Regions from separate parts of the Homo sapiens genome. Here region 1 is linked to region 2. A link is a loop called in an ENCODE intact Hi-C map of the cell type or tissue named here. Cell type or tissue: chondrocyte. All regions are shown on one strand. Each heading gives the region's core, and the rest is flanking DNA. Links, peaks and the distances in the headings are about the cores only. Region 1 holds the start of LRRC32-AS1 (LRRC32 antisense RNA 1). Region 2 has its middle 50 kb from the start of LINC02757.

Region 1 (15,240 bases), core at 1-8,000, 76 kb before region 2:
GCAGACTGTTTGTCACGTCTTCTGAGAATGACTTTCAGTCTCTCTGAAAATGAAAAGCTTAGGACCAGAAGAGAGAATTGGAGCTGTACGAGTGTGTCTCGGATCTGGTGTTGTTAGGTGGGCCACGGCGGCTCCAGCAGGGTCTGGTTAAGGGGTCCAGCCCAGCACTGGACCATTCCGTCTCCTGCTCTGGACTTGCCCTCTCCCTTCCTGGCACTCTCATGTTGCATACCCTGACCCCAGTGCTGCTCTAAGCACCGTCCCTGCCCAGCCCCACTTCTCCATCGCAGCCCCACCTTGGCTGCTGAGCCAGGAGCTAAAACCTTAGATATCTGGTTCTGTTTTGCACCCAGCTTGGCAGATGTGGATTTGAATCCAAGCCTTGTGTCTGCCCCTATGTGACAGCTCTATATTTTATCCCCGTTTTATAAAAGAGGAAACTGAAGTTCTGAAAATCTCCTTCCAGGGCCCCAGCTAACTAATGCCATAGGTGAGATTCAAACCTTCATCCTTCTGTCTCCAGGGCCTGATCTTTACCACTGCAGGGGCTGCAGGCCGTTAAGTGGACAGGAAGTGGCCCCACATAGCCCGAGCAGGGTCTGGAAGCATCCTGTGCTGTGCACACCTGCTCTCTCCTCTCTCCCAGGCAGGCAGCTGCAGGCGCTCTCCTCCTTCTCTGCCTGTTTCCCTCCTCCCTTCCTTTCCACCCTGGTGTGGGTTCTCCTGTTCTCTCTGTGCTCTTGCATTCTCTCATTCCCTTTTCCTCTATTGAGCAGAGCCTGGAGTTTGAGACTATGGAATCCAACCTCCCCATTGCACAGATGGGGAAACTGAGGCTTAGGAAGAGAATGAAACTTGTGGAGAGCTTATACAGAGCCTCTGGGGGAAAAAAGAGCCCTTATTTGTGGGGTGAGATTGGGGGTTGGACCAGAGTGATGTCCTCTCTCAGCTATCACATCACAAGATAATGCTGGCTCCAAACTTCCTTTCTGTGCCTCATCATGCAAGGATCTTTTTTCCCTCTTACAAAAACAGGTAAAAAGCCTCACCCAGATGACCCCCATCCCTCATACCATGGAGTCATGAGCTGTCTGGGAAGAATGGACGTGCTGGGACCAACTCAAGACCTTGTTTTGCTGTCTTCATCATCTTACCTGTGCTTGGCCCACAGTCTGGCTCATGATGTGGGCTCAGTAATGTGCGAGAAAGTGAAAATGCCACTCTCTCCACCCCATTTTACAGAGGAGAACACCAAGGCCCAGAGGAAGTTAAGGGAGAGTCAATGGGCAGAGCCAGGGCTAGGCCCTGGTGGTGTGTGGAGCACCCAGGCAGACCCAGTCCTGGTTGGGATCACACCCACGGGTGCTACTGCACGTAACACTCCTCCTTAGGCCTGGAGGCCAAGGTGTGGGTCCCCACGCCTGATCTTTGAAAACACTACACAGGGCTGCTGTCACTTCCCAGGGCCCAGGCCTCAGCCCAGGCCTCGGGACCAACTCTTTGTATAACCTACCTGAATGTATTAAAAACTAATTTTGGAGAAGCAGTGTGGCTGCCAGCTTCCTCTTTGCAATCCGCTTCATTGCGTCCACTAGAACCCTGCCGCTCAATCCCATTACGGTCGTTCAATCATCATGGCAAATCCCTGGGGACACTGAGACTCTGGGCCAGCACCACCCTGGACCTTGAAGCCGCAGCCACTAGCATGGCCCCTGCTACACCTCTTGCCCCACACTCAACAGGCGACTGTGCTCCCCACCCCAGGGCTGAGAGGCTGAGGGCTTCCGTTTGTTTCCTTCCTGCTACAGCTACAGGCCCCCTCCCCTTCTCTGTGCTCAGCCCTCTGTGCCCTATCTCAGAGGCTGCACTGCCCCTCCTCCTTGGGGTCCCCAGCCCCGTCCTCTCTCCCTTACCCCGTCATGCTCTCTTCTGCCTCCAGCCTCTCCCTGTTTACGTCTTCCTCTCAGACTTCAGCTGGACTCAAGTCTTGTCCGTCTTAAAAATAGTGAGAAGCCCCTCAGCCACTTTCCCCTTCGTCCTCCCACTCTTCACAGGCCAGGTTCTTGGTAAAGTCACTTCCCTTCCCGCCCCTCCCGTTCTCAACCCGCCTGGAGCTGCCTTCAGCCCCTCCCAGCTCCATGCTGCCCTTGCTAACAGCGTCAAGGGTATCCTTTGCCAAACTCAGCACGCTTTTCAGACCTCCTCTCCCTAGGCCCTGTGCAGCAGGCCCCCCACCCATACCCCTGCTGGGCATGCTCTCCCCACAGCTGTGATCCCACACAGGAAGCCATCTCCTCCCTCCCAGGCCACTCCTTTTCAGGCCACTCTTTGCTCATCTTCCTTGAGCCAGCTTTAAGTGGTGATGGCCAGGGCTCCATCCTAAGCCCTTTTCCCTTGGGAACACTATGGCCTCATTGCTGTAAACACCCCATTGCTCTGATGGCCCACATCTCTGTCTCCAGCCCCACCTCTCCTGAAAGTCCAATTCTGCTACCCAGAGGCCTTCCCAGGTAGAGGGCTAAAGGTCCCCAGGGACTGGAGAATTCAGTGATCAGCCAGGCTGCAGATCAAGGTTGAACTTGGAAGAAAACCACACCTGGTTCCTGGCTTGGAGTTGGAGGGTGAGTGTCGGGTGTGGGACAGAAGCAGCCTCACCTGGGTAGGGGAGCACTGAGAGGCGTGACAGGCCAGGGCAGAGCATGCAGAGCAGGGGGTGCTTATTCCTCTGGCCCTCACACCTTCCATTTCGCCCTGTCAGCAGCCTGGCACTGCGCCTTTGCCCTTCCCTTCCCTGACTGCCTCTCCCCCAAGCTCCTGCTCAGTGATGCTTCTCCTGCCCACCCCGAGTCAGCCTGGACCCCTCCCCTTGGCCCTGCAGCCCCTGGGCCCAGCGTTGGCAGCTCTGCCTCCTGGAGATTCTTCCGTTTCTCTGGTCCGTGCCCTCTCACCTCCCCATTCCTGCTCCTGGCTCCCAGTCTGCAAAGGGAAATTCTAAACACCTATTTCATGGGGTAGGGCTGGGGGAGAAAGGAGAGAGCCCCACCCCCTGGCACACGATAGGTGCTCCGTGAAGGCCTAAGGGGAAAGCAGGAGCTTGGGCTGAGCTCGCCTAGGGTCTGCGGGCCTCTGCTCCAGCAGGGAGCCCAGCAGGCCCCTGACCCCTTTTCCTGACAAACAGGGAGTTTGCTCACCTGGCCAAGACCCCCGGTGAGGCAGAAATTCCTGTTTTCAGCCAAACGTGGACACAGCAGCCAACTAGGTCATCAGAACATCCAGCTTCCCGAGCTCTTAGCTTGCAGGGAGAGGGGAGGCCCTGCCACTCCCAGGTCACAGTCAGCCTGAGGTGCAGGGCCCAACTCCTGGGGTTCCATGCGCTGGCGTGGCACTCCACCAGGAACGGGTCCCGGGACGCGCCAGCAACTCACCCTCTCAGACCCACAGGCTGGCCACATCCTCCAGGATCTGGGACCCACCGTCTGTGTTCTGTGCCCCTGTCCTTCAGGCAGTTCACTGAGCCCATGAGGCCCATCTCTCTCCCGCCACCTCTCACAACATGCTCAGAGATGGCCATTGTTGAGCACTTCCGGGCGGGCCCATGCTGAGCACTGGATGTGGATTGTCATGTTTAATTCTGACAGCCGTTGAAGAGATTTCTACTGTTACCATCCTCATTTTAGAGAACTGAGCTCCAGCGATGAGACTTGAACCCAGGCTGTCCCACTCTGGAGCCAGCAGTCTTAACCATTAGGCAGCACTGCCTCCTGCACCTCTCCCGCCTCCTCTGCCGGAACCAGCTCACCCCCCCACCCACCTGCACAATCTCCTTCACCACCCTCGCCTGTATCACCTCCATCACCTTCTCTGGGGAGACTGTCTGGATTTCTCTCCTCCAGCTGCCCACAGGTCTGGGCTGCCCTCAGCATTGGGTGTCTGCCTGACCCACCCACCAGGCCAGGAGGTCCTGGGGGGAGGTCCTACCTGGAGTCCTATCTGTCCCCAGGGCCTGTGAGCCAACACAGACTAAAGCCAGCTCAGAAAAGGTTTTCTGAGTGAATGGCCCCTGTCTTCCAGGACTCAGAAGCTTGTGGAGTTGAGACAAGCCCTCAGAGAGTGTGGTGAGGAGGCTTTTTGAACAGACCTAGGGGACACAGAGAGGACAGGGGAATGCAGACTGTGGGCTGCCCACGGCAGCAGGGGCCAGTGGGGAGGCAAAGAATCCTCTCTGACCACCCTCCATTCCCTGCAGCTTCCTCAGGCCTCTAGGACCCCGTCTTATCTTTGTCCTCCCCCCCTCCTTTGCTCCCCCTCGTCTCCCATTCTTCTCTTCTTGGTCATCTCCCCCCACCCCCACCCCTATCGCACTGGAAACAGTTGGGCTGTGGTGGCTGAGAATGGGGAGGGCGGGGTGGGGGAGAGGGAGGCCCGAGCTGTTTATAGGAACTGGAGCAGCTCCATCCATCAGCTCTGTTTGGAACTGGAGACCAAGCATAATAAATACCTTGGCTCCTCCCCAGCTGCGCTTTCCGTGAACTTGGCCGTCCGAACTCCAGCTCTCCCTGGCCTCCTGGTTCCCAGGATCCAGTCTCACTCCACCCCACCCTACCTCACCTCCCACCAAGCTGCCCTGGAAAGAGTCTGGCCTCTGGGACCAGAAACACGGGCCTGAGTCTAGGTTCTGCTGCTTCCTCACTGTGGGACCAAGGCCAAGACCGTCACTTAGCTGCACCTCTATTTCTGCATCTGTAAAATGGGGTCATAATCATCGCCCACACCCCCAAACTCAGCACTGCTCATTCGTTCGGCCAGAGTGGCTTGGGCATCTGCTCTGTGCTGGGCCCTAGGCCCTGCGGGATACAGGGAACAGTTGGACAGAGCCTCTGTCTATGGGGTGGAGAGAGGGGCCACACCACAACCCAAGCCAGGAAGTGGTCAGCGCCTTGAGGGAGGTCCAGATTTTGTGCTCGGGAAGTTTGTTTGCAGCAGGGAGCAGCCCTTCCAGCTGGAGAAGTGAGGCAAGACTTCGAGGACATCTGGGCTGGCTCTGCAAGGAAGGGTAGGATTTCAACACGTGGAGATGGGAAGAGGCTTTCCAGGCAGAACAAATGGCAGGACCCAAGGCCTGGCAGCAGGAAGAGCCAGGGCATGTCTGGGAGTAGAGGGGTCTGCCTGGCCCAGCCTCCATCGCATCACTTTCTCCTCTCTCCTCATTCAGCACCTTCTGCTCAGGACTTCCAGCCTTCTGAAATCTTCCCTCCTTCCCTGGAGAGCTTCCAACTCACCCAGCTAGGCCCTCCCAAGTTGTGGATGCATTCCCAGAATTCTGCCATCATGTCCCCACTCCCTCCTTCTCTGAAAAAGCCACCCTAGAAAGCGGAAGATTCAGATCGGGAAAAGGCATGGACCAATAGCATGTTTCTGGAGTGAATAAGGGAAAAAATGAATAAAGAAATGCAGAAAAGATTGAGTCAATGAAGGAGAGAGTGAGTGAGCAAATGACTGAAAGCAGCCAGCATTGCCGGGACCCTGCCGCATCTCATACTGGGTGCTGCACAGGCAGCGTTCCTCCTCTTGTGGCGCTTGGGAAATAGACATTAATCACACACAAACAAAAACGATGGCAAATTGTAATGAGGGCTATGAAAGGGAGTGAAGGGCAAGATCACTGAGGGGTGGGACTCAGAAGAATCCTTTCTGAGGACATGACCTGTCAGCTAAGACGGAAGGAGGACTTCAGTTGAGAGAACAAGTCAATTAATACTCCGTGGCCTCTTCCACTCACTCTCATGAATTTGCCAAGTCGCCTGGGGAGAATGGGGCCTGAACTCTGGACCCTGAGGTCCTTTCTCATGCACTGAAAGCAGCCCCCCAGCCCTGGCCCCTCCCTGCGACTTGGTGACTTGACTGCCCTATTCTAGCATCATGGAAAACACATGGAAGGCCACGTATAGGGTGGTGGGAGGGATGCCCAAGGGAGTCACGCATTTTGGGGGGAGGGGGCTAGCTAGGCTGCAGGATGAGGGAGTCCAATTCCAAAGGCCCGTGCTTTTTTATTTTATTTTATTTTTTTGGTGGAGGATGAGCCAATAATGTCTCCCTCCTCACTTTCCACACTGCTCATGTCAGCTTGTACTACCCTCCCCTTTGACCCCAGATAACCCACTGTATCCAACCTCCTGTATGTTTTCTCCTTAATTGAGTAATCACTGACAGACACATTTACATTGTATGCAAACACACATATGCAAGTATTAGAGATTTTAATTGTTATTTTACAAAAATGGGATCATATTCTATTATACTCTCTTGCATTTCGCTTTTTTATGCAATAGTACTTCAAGGAAATCCCCCGAAATAAACTGATATAAGTTTCACATAATTTTTGACATTACATAATATTCCATAGCGTGAATATTGCACGATTTATTCAGCCATTCACCTATTGATGAACAATAGCTTTATCTTTTCTTTAACTATAAACATGAGGCAAAAAATTCTATTCCTATGCCTATACTCTCTAGGGTTTGTGTTCTCATGGAATGAATGCCTAGAAGTAAATCAATGGAGATATATATATTTTATACACTTTTAATGTATATTATATATACTTTTAATAAAGTTTGCATTTCAAAAAAACAGTAATGTTTCACATTTCCGCAAACAACGTATGAAAGTATCTTATCCTGTGCCTCCCTACCAGAAATGCAGGTTTTAGCTGTGGGTATAAAACGATCTCTCATTGTTACTTTAAATTGCATTTTCCTGCTGCTGGAGCTGAGCACGTCTTCATTTGTATTTTTGGCCATTTGGATGAACTCTTCTGTGAATTACCCATTTTTATCCTTTGCCCATTTTTCTACTGAGTTAACTATTTCTTATTAATTTGTAAATCCTTATTGTATGTTGTAGATCTTAAACTTTGTCTCACATTTCCATAATTCGTTTGTCTATTGACCCTGCTTATGTATCTTTTGGCCTACAATGTTTTCCAAGGTCTCACTTTTCCTTAATCGCTTCTCAATTTTATTAAGTTTCACTCAGGTTGCTCATATAGTCTCCTAAATTTTCTTGTAAAATTTGTTATGTTGGCTAGGTGCGATGGCTCACATGTCTAATCCCAGCACTTTGGAAAGCCGAGGTGGGTGGATCACCTGAGGTCAGGAGTTCAGGACCAGCCTGGACAGCATGGTGAAACTCCGTCTCTACTAAAAATACAAAAAAAGTTAGACAAACCTGGTGGTGCATGCCTGTAATCCCAGCTACTCAGGAGTCTGAGGCAGGAGAATCGCTTAAACCCAGGAGGCAGAGGTTGCAGTGAGCCGCGATGGTGCCACTGCACTCCAGCCTGGGTGACAAGAGCAAAACTCCATCTCAAAAAAAAAAAAAAAAAAAAAAACCAAAATTGTTATCTTGTTTTTTATTTTACATTTAAATCTTTACATAACCTGAGATGTTGTTGATTTTTTTTTTTTTTTAAATAGAGAGAGGGTTTCCCTATGTTGCCCAGGATGGTCTTGAACTCCTGGGCTCAAGAGATCCTCCTGCCTCAACCTCCCAAAGTGCTAGAATTACAGGTGTTAGCCACCACGCCCAGCCAACCTGAGATGTGTTTTTTATTTTGAAGTTGAATAATCATCCAATTTTACTTGCTTCAAAATGAATAGTAATTTTGAAAGCATTGCTTATTAAGTAATTAAAAGGTTACTCTGTCAGATATTAAATTCTGATATATATTTGAGATCTATTTCTGGATTTCTTTTTTTTTTCACTAATCTATTTCTCTGTTTCTATACCATTACTCTAATGATTGGTTTTAGAGTTGGTTCTGATACCTGCAAGACAAGTCATCTTGTACTGTTACTATTTTTCATGTCTTTTTGGCTATTCTCAGGAATTTATTGCTTCATATAAACATCAAGATCATTGCACTCTGTTTGGAATTGATTTTGGAAGGTTTGACATTTCTATATTAAGTCTTCCCATCCAAGAGTATGATGTATCTTTCCATTTGTTCAGATCTTGTGTTCTCTTTTTTTGTTGTTGTTGTTGTTGTTGTTGTTTTTGAGACGGAGTCTTGCTGTCACCCAGGCTGGAGTGCAGCGTTGCAATCTTGGCTCAATGCAACCTCTGCCTCCTGGGTTCAAACGATTCTTCTGCCTCAGCCTCCTGAGTAGCTGGGACTACAGGTATGTGCCACCACACCCGGCTAATTTTTGTATTTTTATTAGAGATGGGGCTTTGCCATGTTGGCCAGGCTGGTCTCAAACTCCTGACCTCAGGTGATCCACCCACCTCAGCCTCCCAAAGTGCTGGGATTACAGGCATGAGCCACCACGCCCAGCCTCAGATCTTGTGTTCTATGTTGCTACAAGATTGTATACCTTTCTTCATAGAGACCCTATATCTTTCTTGTTACATTTATTTCTGAATATCGTTTTTGTCAATATCATAATGGGAATATTTTTTCTATTTCCGTTTCTATGCATTTATTGTCAAAAATAAGAAAAGCAACTGGTTTTTGTACATTTATCTTATATCTAATAACATCATTTTTTCTTAATAATTCAAATATGTTTTTCTTTTGCAGTTATTTTATCTTATTTGCTAGAGGCTCTGAGGTTTTCTAGATATACAATAATTTAATTGCCTCATTGCTCCCACAATTCCCTTGACACTCTCACTACAGTAGCATCTACCTCCAGCCATGTCTTTCCTCACCCGGCCTGCACCCAGGTTACAGGGAATCCCACTGCCCACAATAGAATTTCTTCTCTCATTTCCTCTCTTCTCAAAGCTAAGACTCCAGTTCCCTGTTTCCCTGGTTTACAGGAGCAGAGTAGGGTATGGGTGGGGGTGCTCAGGTTCTCTGCTGCTTTGTTCCACAGAATGAATTTGTCCCACCCTCACTGGAATTCAGCTTTCCTAGAGCAAAGGTTGAAAACTGGTGGCCTTTGGGCCAGATTTAGCCTTCAGACATGCTTTATTTGGCCCACACAGTGGTTTATAAAAATTTTGATTAGTTGCCAACATTTAAAAATTGTAAGAGTTGTTTTACACGGGAACATATAAAAATCTGGATTTCTAATTTTTCTTAAAATCCTGAAAGATCTGAGAAACTGGGCCCTCAGCCCACAGGACAATGAGTGGCAGGAGCTGTGAAATCACATGTCCTACCTAGACTATGAGCTCCTCAAAAGCAGGAGGTCATCCTGCCCCTTCTGTACCCCCAGCATGTACCCCTAGAGCCTGGCTCCAGGCAGGGGTTCATGAAAGCTTAATTCCTTTCCTTCAGTAAGTTTTAAAGATATGTGAGTTGACCCATACAATAAGGGTTCTGAACTTTATTATGCCTTGGCAGTCTGGTGAAGCCTAAGGACTTCTTTTCAGGATAAGGTTTTCAAATTCATAAAATAAAAAATACACATGATTACAAAGGAAACCAATTCTATTGACTGCTTATCAAAATATTAAAAAATAAATTGTGAATTAGTAATACATGTTCTTTATGAGCACATTACATAACAAGATCTAGTGGCAAGTCTAATAACTACTGTAATTTTGAAGCACCGATGAGCATAAATGATATTCTGAGAGATCTGTAAGAAGGCAGGAAAACGTGTGATTTCTGTTGGTTACAGGACTGCTAAAGTCATTTGTACTCTGAATACTATGGGGATTCGTGGCTACATTCAAGATGGAAAGAATGATTACATTTCAATGAGAAGCTAATGATGAAAATAAAGACGTAATTTTTTCTCAACCAAGTTCACAGACCCCAAGAATTCTACCCACAGATCCCGTGGATCTCAGATCAAAACCTCTACTTTCGGGAAAAGGTGGGAATGTCAGCTACAACCAAGTCACAATAACAAGGAAACACAATCCCTTAGAAACTGCCCCAGTTGTGGTTGTTCTCATTCAAGGCAGAGTGGGAGTGTAAATGAAATCACCTATTCTGGAGGGCCCTTTGGCAATACGTTCCAAGAATCTTAAAAATGTGCATCTGCTTTAATCTAGCAATTCTGTTTCTAGGAGTTTATCCTAAGGAAATAAAGACGTAGCCAAAAAATAGAAAAAAAAATTGAGCGTGAAGACGTTTGTCATAGCCAAGGACACATCCAGTTTTTGTGGAGCCTGAAGTTTATACAATTTAGGGGGCCCCTATAACGCAAAGAATACAAAATTATGAATATAGAATTGCTAGATCACTCCCAGGCATTTGAAAGGGACTTGTGCAAATGGGGTCCTTTCATCAGCTTCACATAAATTCACCCCAAACATAACATTATTAAACATAATCATCTAAAATTAGAAACAACCTAAAATGACCAACAATTGGGGATGGATATAAGTTTTAGTATATTTGCATAAGTGATATTAATCACTCATTTAAAATGATATGAATGTAGCAGTCTACTGACATGGAAAGATGCTCAAAACATAGTATGAAGCGAAAAAGCAGGTTATAAAATGGTGATTACGTATCAAAATCCCAGTTTTGTTAAAATAACATAATATTTATGTGTAGTAAGATGTGAAATGGGACTTTCCTGTCTCAGAACTGCTGCTGTACCCTAGAGCCTCAAAAGCAGCACCAGACACAATCCAGCAGGACTTGGGCAGATTGTGATGCCCTCATACAGGCTCAGAGCAGCCTTGGAGCAGGCACTGACCTGGGAGAGAAGGATGGATGCAGGGGTTTTCCTTGGGGAGAGTCACCTCAGTGCTGTGCCTCACCCCACATAACTCAAGCCAAGAGACTGGGGCTTCCCTGGAGCTTGGGGGAAACAGAACCTGACCCACCTCTCCCCTGGAAAAGTCTAAAGAGAAAAAGCTGATGGGAGCTATCCCTGGTGGTGGCATGAGGGGTGGGGGCTGCCATGGGAGCAGCTTGTGCTTGCAGGGTGCAAAAGAGAGAAATGTTTCCTATGCTACCAACCAGAAACAGTGCAAGGTATCCAAAAGTCAGTCATCATGAAAGATCCCTGCCCAAGAAGTCTGCCCTCCAGGAGAAGGGGACCCCTACAGAAGGACCCTCAGCCAGAGTGAAGGGGACAGGCACAGGTAGTCTTGGGGAATATGTCACCCAAGCCCAGGAACCAGCTGGAGGAGACCAACAAAGAAGCCTGCACACAACCCAAAAAATGTTTGTCCCTTTAAAGCAAGGGCCAGAGTTTGGGTATCTGACCCCTAGGGGAGTCTAACGCCAGGTTACAATGACTCCATTCAGAGCACACCTTGCACTTGCCTGTATCTCCCCCAAACCCCTCTCAACCCTGAGCCAATTCAAAGAAGCAGAATAGATAACAGGAGAGACAAACAAGGCTCCCATTCCTCACTGCAGGTCTCTGAGCCAGGTCACAGAACTCTAGGAGAAACTCAAGTTGATTTGTTGGCTTAGTTGAGGTATAATTTACACATGGTAAAATTCACCCTTAATAACGTTCTCTTCTATGAGTTTTGAAAAACACATAAAGTTATGTAACTACTACCACCACCACAGTCAAGATATAAATGCTTTCTCTCACCCTAAAGTGATAGGGCTTAGTTTTGGATACAGTTTTGCCTTTTCCAGAAGGTCATATAAATGAAATCGCACAATATGTAGCCTTTTGAGACTGGGCTCTTTCACTTAGTACAATGCACTTGGGATTCATCCACGTTTTTGAAAGTACCAGAAGTTCCTTCCTATCACTGAGTAGTATTCCATTGAATGGATGTACCACAGGATGTCTAACCATTCACCTACCAAAGAACATTGGGGTTGTTTCTAGTTTTTGGCAATTATAAATAAAGCCGCTATAAACATTCATATACAGATTTTTGTGTTAACAAAAGTTTTTGTTTCTCTTGGGGAAATATCTAGGAGTGGGAGTGTTAGGTCACTGGGCAGGTGTATGTTTCACTTTCAAAGACACTGACAAACTGTTTTCCAAAGTGATTGTCCAATATTTAATTCTCATCAGCAATGTGTAAGAGTTCCAGTTGCTCCACATCCTCACCAACACTTAGTATTGTTATTTTTTTCTTTAATCCCTTTAATGGGAGTGTAGTAAGAGGCTAAATTTTCGTGTTTTTAAAATAGGCTTTAATTTTTAGAGCAGGTTTATGTTCACAGTAAAATTGAACAGAACATACAGAGTTCCCATGCCCACCCACTTCCACACAAGCACAACCTCCCCACCATCAACATCCCACAGAAGAGTAGAACATTTGTTACAAACAATTAACCTACATGGATGCATCATTATCACCTGGAATCCATAGTTTACTTTAGGGTTTGCTCTTAGTGTTGTACATTCTATGGATTTTGACAAATCGATAATGACATGTACTCATCATTATAGCATCATATAGAATAGTTTCACTGACCTAAAAATCCTTTGTGCTCTGCCTAATTATTCCACTCCCCTCTAACCTCTGGCAATGACTGATCTTTTTACTTTTGCCATAGTTCTGCCTTTCCCAGAACGTCATATAGTTGCAATTGTTCAGTATGTAACATTCTCAGACTGGCTTCTTTCACTTAGTAACATGAGTGTAAGTTTCCTCCATGTCTTTTCTTTTCTTGATAGCTGCTTTTGAGTGCTGAATAATATTTCATTGTTTGGATGTGCCATAATTTATTTATCCTCTCACTTACTGAAAGACATCTTGATTGCTTCCAAGTTTTGGCAATTGTGAATAAAGCTGCTATAAACATCTGTATGCAGGATTTTGTGTGAATGTAAGTTTTCAGCTAATCTGGGTAAATACCAAGGAGTGCAACTGCCAGATCAAAGAATAAGAGTATGTTTAGTTTTGCACACACACACAAACCTGCCAAACTGTCTTCTAAAGTGGCTGTGCCATTTTGCATTCCCACCAGCAATGAATGAGAGTTCCTGTTGCCACACATCCTTGCCAGCCTTTGGTGTTGTCAGTGTTTTGCATTTTGGCCATTCTATCAGGTGTTTAGTGGTATCTCTTTGTTGTTTTAATTTGCAACTCTAACGATGTATGGCGTTGAGCAACTTTTTATATGCTTATGTGTCATCTGCATATCTTCTTTGGTGGGGTGTCTGTTCAAGTCTTCTGCCCATTATAAAATGGATTATTTTCTTATTGTTGAGTTTTAAGAGCTCTTTATATATTTTCAATAAAAGTCCTTTAAGCTTGCAGAATAATTGCAAGAATAGTACAAAGAACACCCATGTATACCCTTTATCCACATTCACCAGCTGTTAGTGATTGTTAACATTTTGCTTTGTCACTTTCTCTTTATACACACATTTTTTTCTTAACCTTTTTAGAGTAAGTTGCATACATCATTACCCCCAAACATTTTAACATGTATTTTCTAAGACAAAATATATTATCTTACATAACTACAATATAGTTATCAAATTCAGGAAATTTAACATTAATATAATACTATTATATAATCCTTAGGCTAGATCCAAATTTCACAAAATGCCCCTGGTAACAGGCTTTGTAGCAATCTTCACCTCTGATCCAGTACTGGATCTAAGATCATGCATTTCACTTGGCTGCCATGTCTCTTTAGTTTCCTTTTATCCAGCACAGTTCTTCGGTATGTTATTGTCTCTTATGACACTGACATTTTTTATGACTCTGGGCCAATTATTTCATAGACTGTTTTTCATTTTGGTTTTGTCTGATAGTTTCTCTGTCAGATTCTGCCTTTTTGGTGAGAATGCCATTTTGCAAGAGATAAGAAAAACCAGTATTTTTCCTACTCTCACACTCACCATAGAATGCTTCATTTCTGGTCACCAAAACATGCAGGATTTCTTCCCACCAACCACCAATTTTCTCCAGCGGGCACCATCTGGGGATCCTATGATTCAATGCTATACTGACAATATCTACCTGAAGATAGCGTCAGATCCACAGTGCTCCACCCCACTTCAGATGCCGATCACAAGCCCCAGGTTGTGACCTATGCTTCTGACCAGCCAGCTATAAATCAGGGTTCCCAAGATGCCCTCCTTAGGTTTAATTAATCTGCTGGAACAGATCATGGAACTCAGGGAAATACTTTACTTACATTTACCCATTTATTATAAAGGATATTAGAAAAGATACAGAAGAGCAGCCAGATGGAAGATATACACAGGGCAAGGTATGGGGGAGCTTCCATGCCCTCTCCAGGCACACTATCCTCCCAGCACCTCCAGGTGTTCGGTAATCTGGAAGCTCTCCAAACCCAGTCCTTTCGGATTTTCACGGAGGTTTCATTAGGTAAGCATGATGGATTACATCACTGGCCTTTGGTGAGCGACTCAACCTTCAGCCTGGGGCTGAAAGTTCCAACCCTCTAATCATGGCTGGATCTTTCCTGTGACCAGCCCCTATGCTGAAATTATCTAGGGGCTTCCAGCCACCAGTCATCTCATTGGCATACAAAAGACATTCTTATCACTCGGGAGATTCCCAGAGTTTGGGGAGCTGTTTCAGGAACTAGGGGCAGAGATCAAATATATATGTTTCTTATTATATCACACTTATCACACCACAGAAGTGAGGTAGTGTCTTTCTTGGGGAACCACATCAGAAGGCACTTTATGCCAGACCCTTATTTGGCAGACTTAAAAAAAAATAACTGAATCTACAAGGAACTTAAACAAATTTACGGGAAGAAAAACAAACACTCCCCTTAAAAAGTGGGCAAAGGACATGAACAGACACTTCTCAAAAGAAGATATTCATGCGGCCAACAAACATATGAAAAAAACTCAACGTCACTGATTGTTAGAAAAATGCAAATGAAAACCACAATGAGATACCATCTCACGGCCAGGCAAGGTGGCTCACGCCTGCAATCCCAGCACTTTGGGAGGACAAGGCGGGTGGATCATTTGAGGTCAGGAGTTTGAGACCAGCCTGTCCAACATGGTGAAACCCCGTCTCTACTAAAAATACAAAAATTAGCTGGGTGTGGTGGTGGGTGCCTATAATTCCAGCTACTTGGGAGGCTGAGACAGGAGAATTGCTTGAGCCCGGGAGGTAGAGGTTGCAGTGAGCAGAGATCGTGCCACTGCACTCCAGCCTGGGTGATACAGCAAGATATCATCTCACACCAGTCAGAATGGCAATTATTTAAAAAGTCAAGAAACAACAGGTTCTGGCAAGGTTGTGGAGGAATAGGAATGCTTTTACACTGTTGGTAGGAATGTAAATTAATTCAGCCACTGTGGAAGACGGTGTGGTGATTCCTCAAAGATCTAGAACCAGAAATAC
Region 2 (15,280 bases), core at 4,908-12,907:
GAAACCGTTTAGAGGGTACACACATGATATAGCACAGCTTCAGATATGTGTATATGAGTGTGCATATATATATACACACATAACATTTATTTGTCTGATATTTATATATATCAGGCAAATAGTGGAAGCTCCTCTATTAGGATTTGATAGATCAAGTAAAGAAAAAAATCACCAGTAAGACTTTAGCCGCTCCACTGAGAAGTTGCCTAATGCATGTATATAGAACTCATGCTCAATGACTGGAGAATATACCCATTTTGAAGCACATATGGACCACTTTTGCATAATGGGTGAGGCCATAAAGCAAGTCTCAACAAATTCCAAAGACTCAGTTTATACAAACCATGGTCTCTGACCACCAAGTTCAACATTAGAAAAATCTGTAAATGAATTATTGCTTTTTATTAACAAATTAAAGAGAAAAAAACCCATAGAATTATTTCAAAAAATATAGACCAAGTGTGGTGGCTCAAATCTGTCATCTCAGAACTTTGGCAGGCCAAATAGAGGAATTGCTTGAGGCCAGGAGTTCAAGACCAGCCCGGACAACATAGCAAGAACTTGTCTCTACAAAAAACTTAAAACTCAGCTGGGCATGGTGGCATATGCCTGTAGTCCTAGCTACCCAGGAAGCTGAGGTGAGAAGATCACTTGAGTCCAGGAATTTGAGAGTTCAAGGTTATAGTGAGCTATGATTGCACCACTGCACTCCAGCCTGGGTGTCAGAGGGAGACCCTGTCTTTAAGAAAAAACAAAAACAAGTAAAAAAACCATGTGTATAGATACATACATACATATAAATTTGATAAAATTTGATATCCATTTATGATTAAAAACAAAACTCTTAGCAAATAAGTAATATAAAGAAACCTTCTAAATCTAACATCTATTTTTTTTAAAAACCTATAGAAAACATCTTACTAAATTCTGAAACATAAAAGTATTCCTTTTAAAATCAAGAATAAGACAAGTATGCCTACTATTGCTATTTCTATTCAACTTTGTTCTAGATATTCTGGAAAAAAATTAAGACAAGAAATAAAATAATAAGGATTGAAAAGAAAGAAATAAAACTGTCATTTTTCATAGATGATATACTTTTCTACCTAGAAAAGCAAAATAATCTAAAGATTATTAGACCGAAGAGAGTTTAGCAATGTCTGACATCAAATCAATATGCAAAAGTCAATTGCACTTCTATATATTACCACTTCTTCAGTTTAAAAAATGCATTTTAAAAAGGATATAATTGGTATTAGCAATAAACATACAAAATATCTTGGAATAAATCTAGCAAAAGATATAAAAGATCTTGAATAAAATTTTACTGAAAGACAATAAAGGAGACCTAAATAAACAGAGACGTATACCATGTTCATGAACAGGAAGGCTCACTGTCTCGAGGATGTCAGTTTTCCCCAAATTGACCTGTAGAGTCAATGTAATCCCAAACAAAATTCCCAATGTTCTTTTCACTGTGAAAAAAACTCAGTGTGGATTTGTTTTCTCATGATCGGATTCATATGTAAATTTTCAAAACAGGTTCCCACTGGCCAAAGTTGGGACAATTTGAACATCAATAAAAATAATGACAAATAGATTGACATACTTAAAAATGAATAAGTTTATTATACTACTAAAAAATACTTTACTGATTACCTTTGGAGAAGGCTAGAAAACTAACTCATTATTATTAAAACTGGTAAGTAATGAGAAACACTCAAATATTTATCCTGACTTGCTATTTAAACTGCACTCAAGGAAATGAACTAATGTAGTTGATAAAAGGAAGTTGTTTTTTAAATAAAGGAATTCTGGCTAATAAATAAAAAATATAATTAGAATATCACCGTTTTGCATTTCTTAGAGAATGCCTAATTACAGGATTGGGACAGGAAAAGTACAAAATCAGCCTGGAACATCTTGTAATGCCAGAAAGTAAGGATGTGCCCAAAGAATTATGGGTATTTCTCAAAAGGATGCAGGAGCCAGCTTAAAGAGACTCCCACTGGCCAAACTGGGGACATTTTGAGCTTAAAAATAAGTAATGGTAGTAAGAGATTATGACCCATTGAATAAAATAGAAAATCATAAATCCATACTGATGTAAACTAAAGGATAAATTGAAAGTTTGATGAGGAATGAGATATTTGCATCGTTTCAAACTATCTATAAAAATCACAAAGGAGAAAAGAGTAACTTTACAGTGAGAAGACTGGTAGACATCACCTGAATCATCAGTTATGGGACCAATTAAAATCACACACCACCTGATAAGAAGCAATGAGAAAAAACACAGTATCACTTCCATGATATTCCTACTGAAGATGCATAGTATTCATATACTATGCAAAGATGCACAATTATAGACTTTGCAAAGATGTACAATCATGATAAAACATCGGCAAATTCAAACTGAGGGATAGACTACAAAATAACTTCAAAAATTTCAAGGAAAGTTGAGTAACGTTTCCAGGCTGAAAGATACTAAAGGAACAAGACAACTAAAATACAATATGGTGTGTGCATCTGAACTAGATCCTTTGACAATAAAAGTCATTGTTGAGATGAGTGGCAAGACTTGAATGGTATCTGGGGAGTAGATGATAGTAATGAGTCCATGTTAATCTCTGGGTTTGATGGTTATATTATAATTATAGAGAAGACGGTCCTTGTTTGTAGGAAGCATTAAAGATTTGGGGAGGCTGGGCCTGGTAGCTCACACATATAATCCCAGCACTTTGGGAGGCCGAGGCAGGAGGATTGCTTAAGGCCAGAAGTTTGAGACCAGCCTAGGCAATATTGTAAGACCTTATCTCAAAAAAAAAAAAAAAAAAAAAAAGATTTGGTTAGTGACAGGGAACCAGGTCTGCAACTCACTTCTCAAAAGAGTCAGGAGAAGAAAAGCTCTTTGTAATGTACTTGCAACTTTTCTGTAAGTTTGTGATTGTTACAAAATTTAAAAAAATAAACTTAAGAGTCACAAAGACAATGTCTGGATTTTATTCTGAATACTTATTCAAGAAAATGAATTATTTTTTAATTGACAATACTTATTTAAGCAACATTTTTTAACTGACAAAAATTATGTATATTTATGCTGTACAACATGATGTTTTGATCTATGTATACATTGTGGGATGGTTAAATCAAGCTATTTAACATACGCATTACCTCACATACTTATCATTTTTTGTTGTGAGTACATTTAAAATCTACTCTCTTAGCAATTTGCAAATGTACAATGTATCATTACTAACAATGGTCACCATGATGTAGCACAGATGTTAGAAACTCTTCCTATTGCCTAAATGAAATTTTGTGTCCTTGGACCAACATTTTCCCAATCTTGCAAATAAATTATTATTAATATTATTATTATGATTATTATTATTTTGAGACAGAGTCTCGCTCTGTCGCCCAGGCTGGAGTGCAGTGGTGCGATCTCGATCTCCGCTCACCGCAAGCTCCACCTTCCGGGTTCAGGCCATTCTCCTGCCTCAGCCTCCTGAGTAGCTGGAACTACAGGCGCCTGCCACCATGCCCAGCTAATTTTCTGTATTTTTAGTAGAGACGGGGTTTCACCGTGTTAGCCAGGATGGTCTCGATCTCCTGACCTCGTGATCTGCCCACCTCAGCCTCCCAAAGTCTTGGGATTACAGGCGTGAGCCACCGCGCCTGGTCAAATTATTTTTTTTTAAGACAACCAAGGGAATTTGATATATTTGGATATCATATTATATTAGAAAATATTTGATTGTTTAAAGTATGAAAGAGTCTATGTTTTAGAGAGGCTTTCTGAAGTATTTATAGATGAAATTATATGGTGTCTGGCATCTGCATCAAAATAATCTGGGGCTGGGAATGTAGATGGATGCAGCCATGAACTGATCATTGTTGAAGTTGGGTGATGGGTTCATGATACCATTTACTTTACTTTTGTGTATGTTTGAAATTTCCTTAATATTTTTTTTAAAATTCCAAAGCAAATTTAATAAAAAGCTAATGTAGTAAATGTGTGGCAAACGTGTAGTAAATGTGTGGGTGGCATATACACAATGCCTATGGTGTTCTTTGCTTTATCTTTACTGTATCTGTTTATTTTGTTTAAAATACCCTGTGTTGGTGCCCATGTGATCCAAAAGGCAGTGTGATACAGTGCTAGTGGGTACAATCTTTCTGGAGGGTAATTTATTACTGGAAGCAGAATTAATTTTAAAAAATGAGCCATTGGAAACAACACCAACGTACCTCAGTAAGGAATTGGTTGACTATATTTGAGTACTTCTCTAAAATGGGATACCGTGCAGGTTTTGTTTTTTTTTAATGAGTCTGTTCTATTTTTCCACCATGAAAATATATTTAGACCTATTTCTAAGTGAAAAAGTTAATGTCAGAACAGTATATGAGGAATGATTCTGTCATAATGTATATATAAATAAATTATATGTGTGTGCATGTGTGTTGGTCTATCCACTGAAAATTTTTTATAAGAATATATACCAGGATGGGTGCAGTGGCTCACACCTGTAATCCCGGCACTTTGGGAGGCCAAGGCGGGTGGATCACCTGAGGTCAAGAATTTGAGACGAAGTCTCCCTCTCCCTCTCCCTCTCCCCCTCCCCCTCCCTCTCCCTCTCGTCTCCCCACGGTCTCCCTCTCCCTCTCTCTCCCTCTCCCATCTCCCCACGGTCTCCCTCTCCCTCTCTCTCCACGGTCTCCCTCTGATCCCGAGCCGAAGCTGGACTGTACTGCCGCCGTCTCGGCTCACTGCAACCTCCCTGCCTGATTCTCCTGCCTCAGCCTGCCGAGTGCCTGGGATTGCAGGCGCCGCGCCGCCACGCCTGACTGGTTTTTGTATTTTTTTGGTGGAGATGGGGTTTCGCTGTGTTGGCTGGGCTGGTCTCCAGCTCCTAACCGCGAGTGATCTGCCAGCCTCGGCCTCCCGAGGTGCCGGGATTGCAGATGGAGTCTCGTTCACTCAGTGCTCAATGGTGCCCAGGCTGGAGTGCAGTGGCATGATCTCGGCTCGCTACAACCTCCACCTCCCAGCCGCCTGCCTTGGCCTCCCAAAGTGCCGAGATTGCAGCCTCTGACCGGCTGCCACCCCGTCTGGGAAGTGAGGAGCGTCTCTGCCTGGCCGCCCATGTCTGGGATGTGAGGAGCCCCTCTGCCCGGCCGCCCAGTCTGGGAAGTGAGGAGCGTCTCTGCCCGGCCGCCATCCTGTCTAGGAAGTGAGGAACGTCTCTGCCCGGCAGCCCCTCGTCTGAGACGTGGGGAGCACCTCTGCCCCGCTGCCCCGTCTGGGATGTGAGGAGTGCCTCTGCCCGGCCGCGACCCCTTCTGGGAGGTGAGGAGTGTCTCTGCCCGGCCGCCCCCTCTGAGAAGTGCCCCTCCGCCCGGCAGCCGCCCCATCCGGGAAGTGAGGAGCATCTCCAGCCGGCAGCCGCCCAGTCCGGGAGGGAGGTGGGGGGCAGCCCCCGCCCGGCCGCCACCCAGTCCGGGAGGTGGGGGGCGCCTCTGCCCGGCCGCCCCTTCTGGGACGTGAGGAGCCCCTCTGCCTGGCCGCCACCCCGTCTGGGAGGTGTACCCAACAGCTCATTGAGAATGGGCCGTGATGACGATGGCGGTTTTGTCGAATAGAAAAGGGGGAAATGTGGGGAAAAGATAGAGAAATCAGATTGTTGCTGTGTCTGTGTAGAAAGAAGTAGACATAGGAGACTCCATTTTGTTCTGTACTAAGAAAAATTCTTCTGCCTTGGTATGCTGTTGATCTGTAACCTTACCCCCAACCCCGTACTCTCTGAAACATGTGCTGTGTCTACTCAGGGTTAAATGGATTAAGGGCGGTGCAAGATGTGCCTTGTTAAACAGATGCTTGAAGGCAGCATGCTCCTTAAGAGTCATCACCACTCCCTAATCTCAAGTACCCAGGGACACAAACACGGCGGAAGGCCGCAGGGTCCTCTGTCTAGGAAAACCGGAGACCCTTGTTCACTTGTTTATCTGCTGACCTTCCCTCCACTATTGTCCTATGACCCTGCCAAATCCCCCTCCGCGAGAAACACCCAAGAATGATCAATAAATACTAAAAAAATAAAATAAAATAATAAAATAAAATAAAATAAAAAAAGAATTTGAGACGAACCTGGCCAATGTGGTGAAACCCCATCTCTACTAAAAATACAAAAAATTAGCTGGGCATGGTGGCGGGCACCTGTAATCCCAGCTACTCAGGAGGCTGAGGCAGGAGAATCGCTTGAACCCAGGAGGCGGAGGTTGCAGTGAACTGAGATTGTGCCATTGCACTCCAGCCTGGACAAGAGCCAAACTCTGTCTCAAAAAAAAAAAAAAAAAAAAGAATATTACCAAACTGTCAAGCTCTCACTTTCTCTGTTATACAAATCTTAAAGTAAATTATTCAAATTAATAGTGATATTAAAATTATTTTCAGAAAACTTTTACATAAATAACTGTGTTAAGAATTTTTAAAGGAACCATTAAAAGGTACAAAAACTATAACAAAGACATTACAGAAGAAAACAAGATGAGAATAGGGAGTTTTGCTCCACCAGACATCAAGACTTACTAAAACTAAGTACAGTAAAATAACTAAAACTCTAGTAATTAAGACTGAGGTATTGATACAGGGACAGATATAAGAGAGATGGCACTGCTGATCAATAAATGATGCTGAGATAGTAGCTTATCTATATTAAATTAGAAACCTGACCTCATACCCTACACAAAAATAAATTGCAGTTGAATTAAAAAATGCTTGTGAAAAGTAATATTTTGAATTTTTAGAAAAATATAGGGGCTTCTCTTATGACCTTGGGATGAAAAATGATTTTTAAAAGCAGACAGCAAAAGCACAGGGTATAAAGAAAAACGGTGGACAAATTTGATAACATTAAGATGAAGAACCTCTGTTGATCAAAAGACACCATAAGCCTGTGCAGCAAAGTGAGACTCGACTCTACAAAAAAATTGCATAAAATTAGCCAGGCACAGTAATGCGCACCTGTGGACCTAGCTACTTGGGAGACAGAGGTGAGAGGATCGCTTGAGCCCAGGAGACCAAGGCTGCAGTGAGCTATGATCGCGTCACTGCACTCCAGCCTGGGTGGCAGGGAGACACCTTGTCTCTTAAAAAACAAACAAACAAACAAACGCCATAAAGAATATGAAAAGACAAGCAAGCCCCAAACTAGGAAACATATTTGCAACACGCACATTTGCAACAAACTCATTACCCAGTAGGCCAACCTTTCTATAGATATATCTATATAAACTAATACTCAAAAATCAACAAGAAAGAGACAATCAACCCAACACCTTCATCAAACGGCCATCCTCTCCTCCATATACACACTCCCGCCACGTGGCCCTCGGCACCTCAGAAGGCCCCTCCTCTGGGATGCTGCGACTGGGAGAAAGCTCTTCCCCTCACAGAGCTGAGGACTGAGCCCTGGCCCCTGCACCTCTCCCACAGGTTCCAGGTCACCTTTTTGCCTAAGGAGGCTGAGGGACCCCCAGGCAGACCCCAGCTGTATAGATGGCCTGAGGCTGCCATAACAAAGTACCCCACACTGGGAGGATGAAAACAAAACAATTTGTCCTTCCCTCTTCATATAGGGACACCAGTCATCTTGGATGAGGCCCTTCCTAATGACCTCATTTTAACTCGATTACATCTGCAAAGAACTTACTTCCAAATAGGGTTACATTCACAGGTATGTCGGGGGTGGTAGGACTTCAACTTACCTTTTAGGGGAACACAATTCAATCCATAACAGCAGCCTCATTTCTGCCTTCCCAGTCAGGTCCTGGGACACTAGGGACTGGGTTTACCACAACCCAAGGGAAGAACGGGAGCTCTGTGCGCAAGCAAGCCCCGGCTCATTTCACCACCCACCAGCCTCCAGGTGGGCCCTACCAATGCCAGCATGACGCCAAGTGCAGCCTTACAGCCACCTGTGTAAAATCAAGTCCTCGGTCTACCATTCCCTGGTTCTGAAACCTTGCACAGATCATGCCTGCCCCAAGTCTCAGTTTCTTCATCTGTAAAATGGGAAGTGATAATAGCCTCATAGCCTCACCTGCCTCAAAGGCTTATGGTGAGGGTCAAATGGGATTGTGTCTTTGGAAGAGCCTGGTGTGTACCAGGCACACAGTTGGCTCTCAGGAAATATTAGTCTTCTCTTCCCCAGTGTCCAAGAGCTCCTCAGGGAGACAGGAAGCCCAGCCATGCCTCCCAGTGGCGTGTAAGCCCGTCAAGGGCAGAGCTGTGTCATATGCTTCTTAACCCTTCCATGTATGGTCCCTGCAGCTGTCCCATCTGCATCACAATGTCTGAGGTGTGTGACCCCTGGGAAAGGGCAGCCTAACACCAAGGGAAAGCCAGTCCCCACTGGGAAAGCAGTGGGAGTCTCCACGCTCATATCAGGAAGCAAAGTCTTGACCCCAAGAAAGGAACTAAAAGGACAAATACCGGACTTCTCAGTGGGCAGCCAGCCATGTTCTTGTTCCCCTTCCCCCCTCTTCGGAGTCTGGCCCCATTGAGATTTGGGGATGTTTATTTTTTTTGTGTGGGAAAACGGAGTGGGATAAAATATTTCCTTGTGTCTGGAAAGCTATTTTGAGCCGGGCCAGCCGGGCAATGCTCGGGTGATGGGTGCTTGCTGACCCGGGCTGGGCCCTGGCCTTCCGGCCTCTTCCCTCCCAGGACCCAGAGTCCTGGCAGCAGACCGCCTACGGAGTCTGGATTCCAATCCTGGCCCAGTGACTCATCCTGGGGTGGTCTTGGGGAAGCCTGTGGTGTTCCCTGGACCTCTCTCCCAAAGGGGAGACTGAGGCCTGTGCTGCCCCCTCCTGGGGATTTTACAGGGAATCAGATCGTGGTAAGAACGTGCTGTAGAGATATTTCGCGTGTAGACAAACGACAGGGCTACCGCACAGCCTGTCCAGCTCAAGGTCCCACGAGTGGAAGGAGCCTTATGGAGGTCCCTCTGACCCCCATCTCCACTCAACGGCCATGTCCTTCCGAAGAGTTCATTTGATCCTCTCTCAAACTCGCCTGGCCCTTTAACGCGCTTCCTGCTGTCCCAGAAAGAAGTCAAACTCCCAGAAAGAAGTCAAACTCCACCCCTGATCTGTAGGCCCTCCCCAAGCTGGATGCTCCCTGCCCCCAGGCTCCTCTTTCTTTGTGCTGGGAAACCAGGCTGGCCTCTGTCCCCTCCTCACACTGCTGACTTGTCCCTCAGGAGTCTCCCGGGCTGCACCATATTTCATCCCCACAATGACGGCTCAATGCAAGTGCACCTCACAGGGCCAAGGGCTGGCCGGAAGCGATGCTTGCGAATGTGCCTGCCACACAATAGGACCTTAATAAATGTTGGCTTCTTCCTTCCTTACCAACACACACCCTCTTTTCTTTACAAAATCCTGATGGCATACAAATCCCCTCCAGCAGCTACTGAGGTTGGGCGGGCATGGCAGGAGGGGCAGGAAAGCTACTGAGTCAGCAAGATCCCTGGGATGAGAGACTTCCTAGAAGCCCTGCTCTCTAATCCTCCAGAGGTCTGAGCTCTTCACATCCTCAATAGGTATGGGGTTCTGTCTCCCACTAAGGGCTGGGAGAAGGGCAGGTCCCAGGGGGAGGCAGGAGGAGCTGGAGACTTCTTGATTCTGAAGGTGAGGCAGGTGCAGATGAAGCGGAGGGTCGCAGGGAAGAGAGGAAGTGCTCCCACCTAGGAGTTTCAGGACAGCCCCGTGGGGGCTGCGATGAAGGGAAGGAGGCATCCAGAGCCCTGGAAGTTTAGGAATGTCTGACCTGAAAGCCCATATGGCTCCTCCAGGCCCCAGCTCTTAAATGTGGCCCCAGGGCCAGCAGCATCAGACCCTGGAAGCTGGTTAGAAATGCAGACTCTCAGGCCCCGCCCCAGACCTGCTGAATCAGAATCCGTGGATTAACAAGGGCCCAGTGCTACGTGAGTACAACTAAGCCTGAGAAGCACTGTCGTGGCAGTTCCTCCGTTTTACAATAAAGAAGCCAAGGCTCTGAGAAGAGAGATCTACCCAGGGTCCGACACTGAGTCAGTGAGAGCTGAGCCCGGAGGCCCGGATTCCTGGCCTGGCCCTATTACCAACCGAGGTATCATCTGTGTGCTCTCAGAGCCTCAGTTTCCCCTGTGGGTCTTTGAGATGGGTTGAGGTAGCAATATAATCAGGTGATGCAATCAATCACATTTATGTTCTCACAGCTGCCTGGTGAAACAGGCAGGCCAACAGATATCATCCACAGTCTACAGATGGGGAAACGGAGGCCCATCAGGCAGTGGCTTTCCCAACATTACCAGCTTTAGCTGCTTTGCGTTGCCATGCACAGCTCAGGTGACTTGAAATTTGCCCTCTCAGTCCAGCCTTCCTGTCTAATGGTTCTTTCAGCTCCTGTCAGTTTTCAGGGGCCCTGGTTCGGCTGACAGCCAGCGAGCATGTCTGCTGCTGATGCTTGGATGCCCACATTCCTGGGCTGTGACTGGGAGCAGCACACCCAGAGCTCAGGCTGGGGGCACCCAGAGAGGTTCCGCTTGGCTGCACGCCCTGGGGCCTGGCTGTCTGGGGAGTGTCAGGAAGGCTGTCTCTAGAGGCTGATATGGCGGGGCTGGCTAGGGTATAGACTCAGCCAGGCCCCGAGGGAAGGCCTACCCCTGCATACTGGGGCAGGAAGGATGAGGGGGCAGGAATGAGCCAGGGGTCAGTGGCTTCCCAGGGAAGAGCTGTCTGAAAGACCTTAGGCTAGAACATCAGACCTGGCTAGATTTTTGTCCAAACTCTGTCACTTATTAGCTGTGACTGGGGACAAGTCACCCATCATCTCTGACCCTGTTTCTTCATCTGTAAAGTACTTAACACAGTTCTGGCACATACCTCGGGAGCCTGCAATGTAACTCTTAAGGAAGCTGAGACACTCCTGGTTCAGTCTCAGAGTCGCATCGTGTTTAAGAAGCACCCCTACACAGAAAAGCCCAGGAAGACACCATTCTTCGCTTGATTCTCTCGAAGAGAAAAATGAATCTAAATATGCAGTCCAGGCTGGGCGCGGTGGCTCTCGCCTGTAATCCCAGCACTTTGGGAGGCCGAAGTGGGTGGATCACCTGAGGTCAGGAGTTCGAGATCAGCTTGGCCAACATGGTGAAACCCTGTCTTTACTAAAAATCAGCCGGGTGTGATGGTGGGAGCCTGTAATCCCAGCTACTCGGGAGGCTGAGGCAGGAGAAACACTTGAACCTGGGAGGCAGAGGTTGCAGTGAGCTGAGATCACGCCACTGCACTCCAGCCTGGACGGCAGAGCAAGACTCCATCTCAAAAAAATAATAATAATAAATAAAATTAATATGCAGTCCATGCAGCACTGAGTCCACTTTCTCCTCCTGTCCACTTCTATCCTAGGTCTGGTTTGGCTCCTCTCTTCTCAGACTCCCTGAAAACCCCACCCCCAAGCTATTCAGCAACTTCTCATCATCTCCCTACTTTGCTCCTCTCACTTCCAATACTTTATCATGTGAATCCACTTGGCCTGTCATCCAGCAATAGAGAAATTAAAGGGGAAGACTGCTGGGTCCCTCATAGGACTGGCTGGGGGAGGACCAGCCTGTGTTAGTGACCTGTGTCTCATCCCAGTTACCGCTATTATTTACAAGTGTGACAGGACAAGACTTATTAATGTATGAGAATTCAAGCCTTCTTCTAACTAACCCCTGCCAACTGGCACATCTCCACCCTATTTCTTCTCTCCCTTCCCCATCTTTGCCCTTTATAGAGGGCCTTACAATGCTAGATAGGATCTTTTGGGGAATAAAGAATTGAGAATTGAGTTGGGGAGCAGAGAGGAACCAGATCAGAGGGCAGTAAGGAGGGAGAAGGACTTGGCAAAAGAGGTGAAGCCTGTTTGCTTTCTTAAGAATACAGGAGGGGCCAGGAGTGGTGGCTCATGCCTATAATCCCAGCACTTTAGGAGGCCGAGGAAGGCAGGTCACGTGAGGTCAGAAGTTCGAGACCAGCCTGGCCAACATGGCGAAACCCTGTCTCTACTAAAAATAAAAAAATCAGCTGGGCATGGTGGCGGGTGCCTGTAATCCTAGCTACTGGGGAGGCTGAGGCAGGAGTCAAGGACTCCAGTTCAAGGAGTCACTTGAACCTGGGAGGCGGAGGTTGCAGTGAGCAGAGATCACACCACTGCACTTCAGCCTGGGTGACACAGTGAGACTCCGTCTCAAAAAAAAAAAAAAAAAAAAAGAATACAGGAGGGAGAGTCAGGCATGGTGGCACACATCTGTAGTCTTAGCTACTCTGGAAGCTGAGACAGGAGGATTGCTTGAGCCCGGGAGTTGAAGACCAGCCTGGGCAAAATAGTGAGACCCCCATCTCTTAAAAAATAAAAAAATAAAAATAAATGAAAGAATGTAGGAGGGAGGTTTTACTACCACCCAAGATATAGGAAGCTAAAAAAAGCATTGCTCCCATCCCAGCAAGAAAAAGCCAGATAAACTACAAATCATAACTTTTCTTGAATCCATCAGAGATCTGAGGTCAGAGGACAACCAAATACCCTGAATTCCAAAGGGGGACAGGCACCTCCAAGGAGAGATGAGATCTAGGGATTGGGTCACTTGTAACAGAGCATAGGAAGAGGCACTGACCACCATACAGGTAGAGAAGAAAATAGCTTAAAGTTTAACAAAGGCTAAAAGCCAAGTGTTGGCTAGCTTGGCAGTCTAGAGTCCCAGAGGAAAGTTTTAGTATACTCTCAGGCCCTTTTCCTTGGGCTTTCATCAAGTACTGATGATCACAACTAGGGAAAGGCTGAGCGATTGTAGAGAGCAGCCTTGGGTAGTGCATATGTGCAGGGAGAGTTCAGAAATGACTACAGCAAAGACACACTGCCCTGTCTCCCTGCCCAAACCCTGCTCTCATATGGAAAAAATTAACCCCAATGTATGAGGGGAGAGGTAACAAACCCTGTTACCCTCAAGGGCATGGGCACAGGCAAGATTCCATTGCTGATAGGTGAAGGATAGAAGAAAAGGAAACTCTTCCAGGCCCAGAATCCTAAACAAATGCCACTAGAGACTTCTTACGAATGGAAGAGGGCCGGAAACCCTATCCAGTACAGACTCTGCACAGATATGAGGCAAACTTTGGCTTCCACTGGGAGGAGGGGCAGGAATCCTGAACAAACCTCCCTCTCCCCACCAAGGCCCAAGCACACAGGGCCTGCCTAACACTGAGACTGGGACACAGCAAAGAGAATGCCTCCCTGTCCCCACGATGAGCCTGGCAAGCATTTGTAACAAGCAAGATCAGTCTGCTACTGGGAGAAGAGCAAGAATGTGGAGAGGAAGCCCCTATGTGGTACAGGAGTACAGAGATGGCTGAAGCCTGAGATCACTGAGAAAAATCCTTCAGCATCTCATTTCCAGTCCTAAACCTGAGGCAATTCTAGAAGAATTCGAAGACTGCAAAACACTGAAGATAACCCTAGTAACAACAAAACCCAAACCCAACTCAACTCCTGACTAGATTGACTCAATTCCACACACTAATGATCTGACAGAACAGGAGACATGCCTTTTTCCAGGTGTAATAACTATTTATCTCAGTGTCTACTGCTCGACAATGTCTGACATTCAATCAAAAATAAAAACACACAAAAAAAGGCAAGAAACAAACAACCCATTGTCCAGAGACAAGGTAATCAATAAATCCAGATGCAGACATGATCCATATGTTGGAACTATCATAAGGGGACTTTAAACCAAATAGGAGTAATATGTTATAGAATCTAATAGAAAAAGTGGACAATATAATCACCGTACTGGAGATGAAAAATTCCTTCTGTGGCTTGTCAGAAGACTCAAAACAACTGAGGAATAAGTCAATGGACTTGAAGATGGTCAGTAGATATTACCCAAACTAAAAGAAAACAAGAGTAAAAACAAAGCAGCAACAACAATAAAACAGCACAGAGAATGCATGAGTTATGAGACAATATTTAACAGTCTAAATAAGTGGAATTGGATCCCAAGAAGGAGGAGAAAGAGAATGGGACACAAGACATATTAAGTAGATAATGGCTAGGAATTTTCCAAAAATAATGAAAAACATACACAGCAAACCACAGATCCAAGAAGCTAAGAGAACCCCAAGAAGAATAAATAACAAAACGAAAGCAAAAACCAACCAGAAAATCGACATATTTCATCCTCAGAAACATAATAGATAAACAAAAAAGAGAAGATCTTGAAGACCCCCAAGGAAAAAAAGAAGGTACATTGCTTAGAGAGGAACAAAGATCAGAGCTGTAGAAGAATTCTCATAAGTAATTACATAAACCAGAAGACAGTTAGGTGACATCTTCAAAGTACTGAAAGAGAAAACAATAACAAGAACTGTTACCCAAAAATATATTTCCAGTAAAAACTATCTTCCCAAAGCGAAGGCAAAATAAAGACCTTTTCAGATAAACAAAAGCTGAGAGACATCATTGCCAGAAGGCCTGAGCTGCAAGAAGTGTTAGAAGTTCAGGAAGAAGGAATACGATGCCAGACAAAATTTAGATATACACAGAAAAAATGAGTAGCTCTAGAGATTTTTTTTAATGAAGGTAAGTGGAAAGATTTTTTTTTTCTTCTAATTGCGCTAAAAGAAAATTGTCTAAAGCAAAAATTGTGACATTGTATTTTGGGGTTTGTAGTTTATATAAAGGTAAAATGTGTGACAGCAATAACATAAAAAAATGGTCAGGAGGAATTGAAAGTATATTGTTGCTGTAAAATGTTTACACCTGTGCGAAGGCATGTAATATTATGCATGTATATTATTTGAAGGTAGACTGTGACAAAGATGCATATTTTAAACTCTAGGAACCACACCCCCCACACCAATTTAAAAATAGGTATGAGTAGTAAGACAATGCTGGAGTGAAAATGGAATTTAAGAAATACTCCATCCAAATGAAGGCAGAAAAAAGAAAAGTGGAACAAAGAAAAGATGGAACAAACAGAAAAATACTAGCAAAGTGGTTGATTTAAATTCAGCTCTATTAATAATTACATTAAATGTAGATAGTCTAAACACACCAGTTAAAAAAGATTGTCAGATTAGAGAAAAAAGCGAGACACACTACTTGTCATCTACAAGAAACCCATTTTAATGTAAAGATATAGATAGGTTAAAAGTAAACAAATGGGGCTGGGCGCGGTGGCTCCAGCCTGTA

Evidence for each region. A loop is a pair of places that touch in the nucleus more often than their neighbours do. Peaks named below come from ENCODE experiments on the same cell type or tissue, not always from the same donor. Only the 100,000 strongest peaks of a DNase experiment are listed, where the experiment ranks them.
Region 1: it touches region 2 in a loop (2.4-fold over the local background); 5 of 110 quality-filtered maps call a loop at or near these places.

Annotation. Positions count from the first base shown.
Region 1 is chr11:76,643,830-76,659,069 of GRCh38, reverse strand. LRRC32 (leucine rich repeat containing 32) reads left to right here. Exons shown (of 3, transcript NM_001128922.2): 3 at 1-1,546. LRRC32-AS1 (LRRC32 antisense RNA 1) reads right to left here and starts at 2,074. Exons shown (of 3, transcript NR_199061.1): 1 at 1,914-2,074. RefSeq lists an enhancer at 4,778-5,301. In chondrocyte, for the core only: no CTCF peak of the experiment used is centred there; DNase peaks (open chromatin) are centred at 3,399 and 3,849.
Region 2 is chr11:76,572,729-76,588,008 of GRCh38, reverse strand. No RefSeq gene overlaps it. Among named protein-coding and RNA genes, the nearest start is that of LINC02757, 50 kb to the left of the region's middle. RefSeq lists an enhancer at 8,276-8,968. In chondrocyte, for the core only: CTCF peaks have their summits at 8,670 and 8,884 (motif pointing left); DNase peaks (open chromatin) are centred at 8,878, 9,260, 9,798 and 10,588.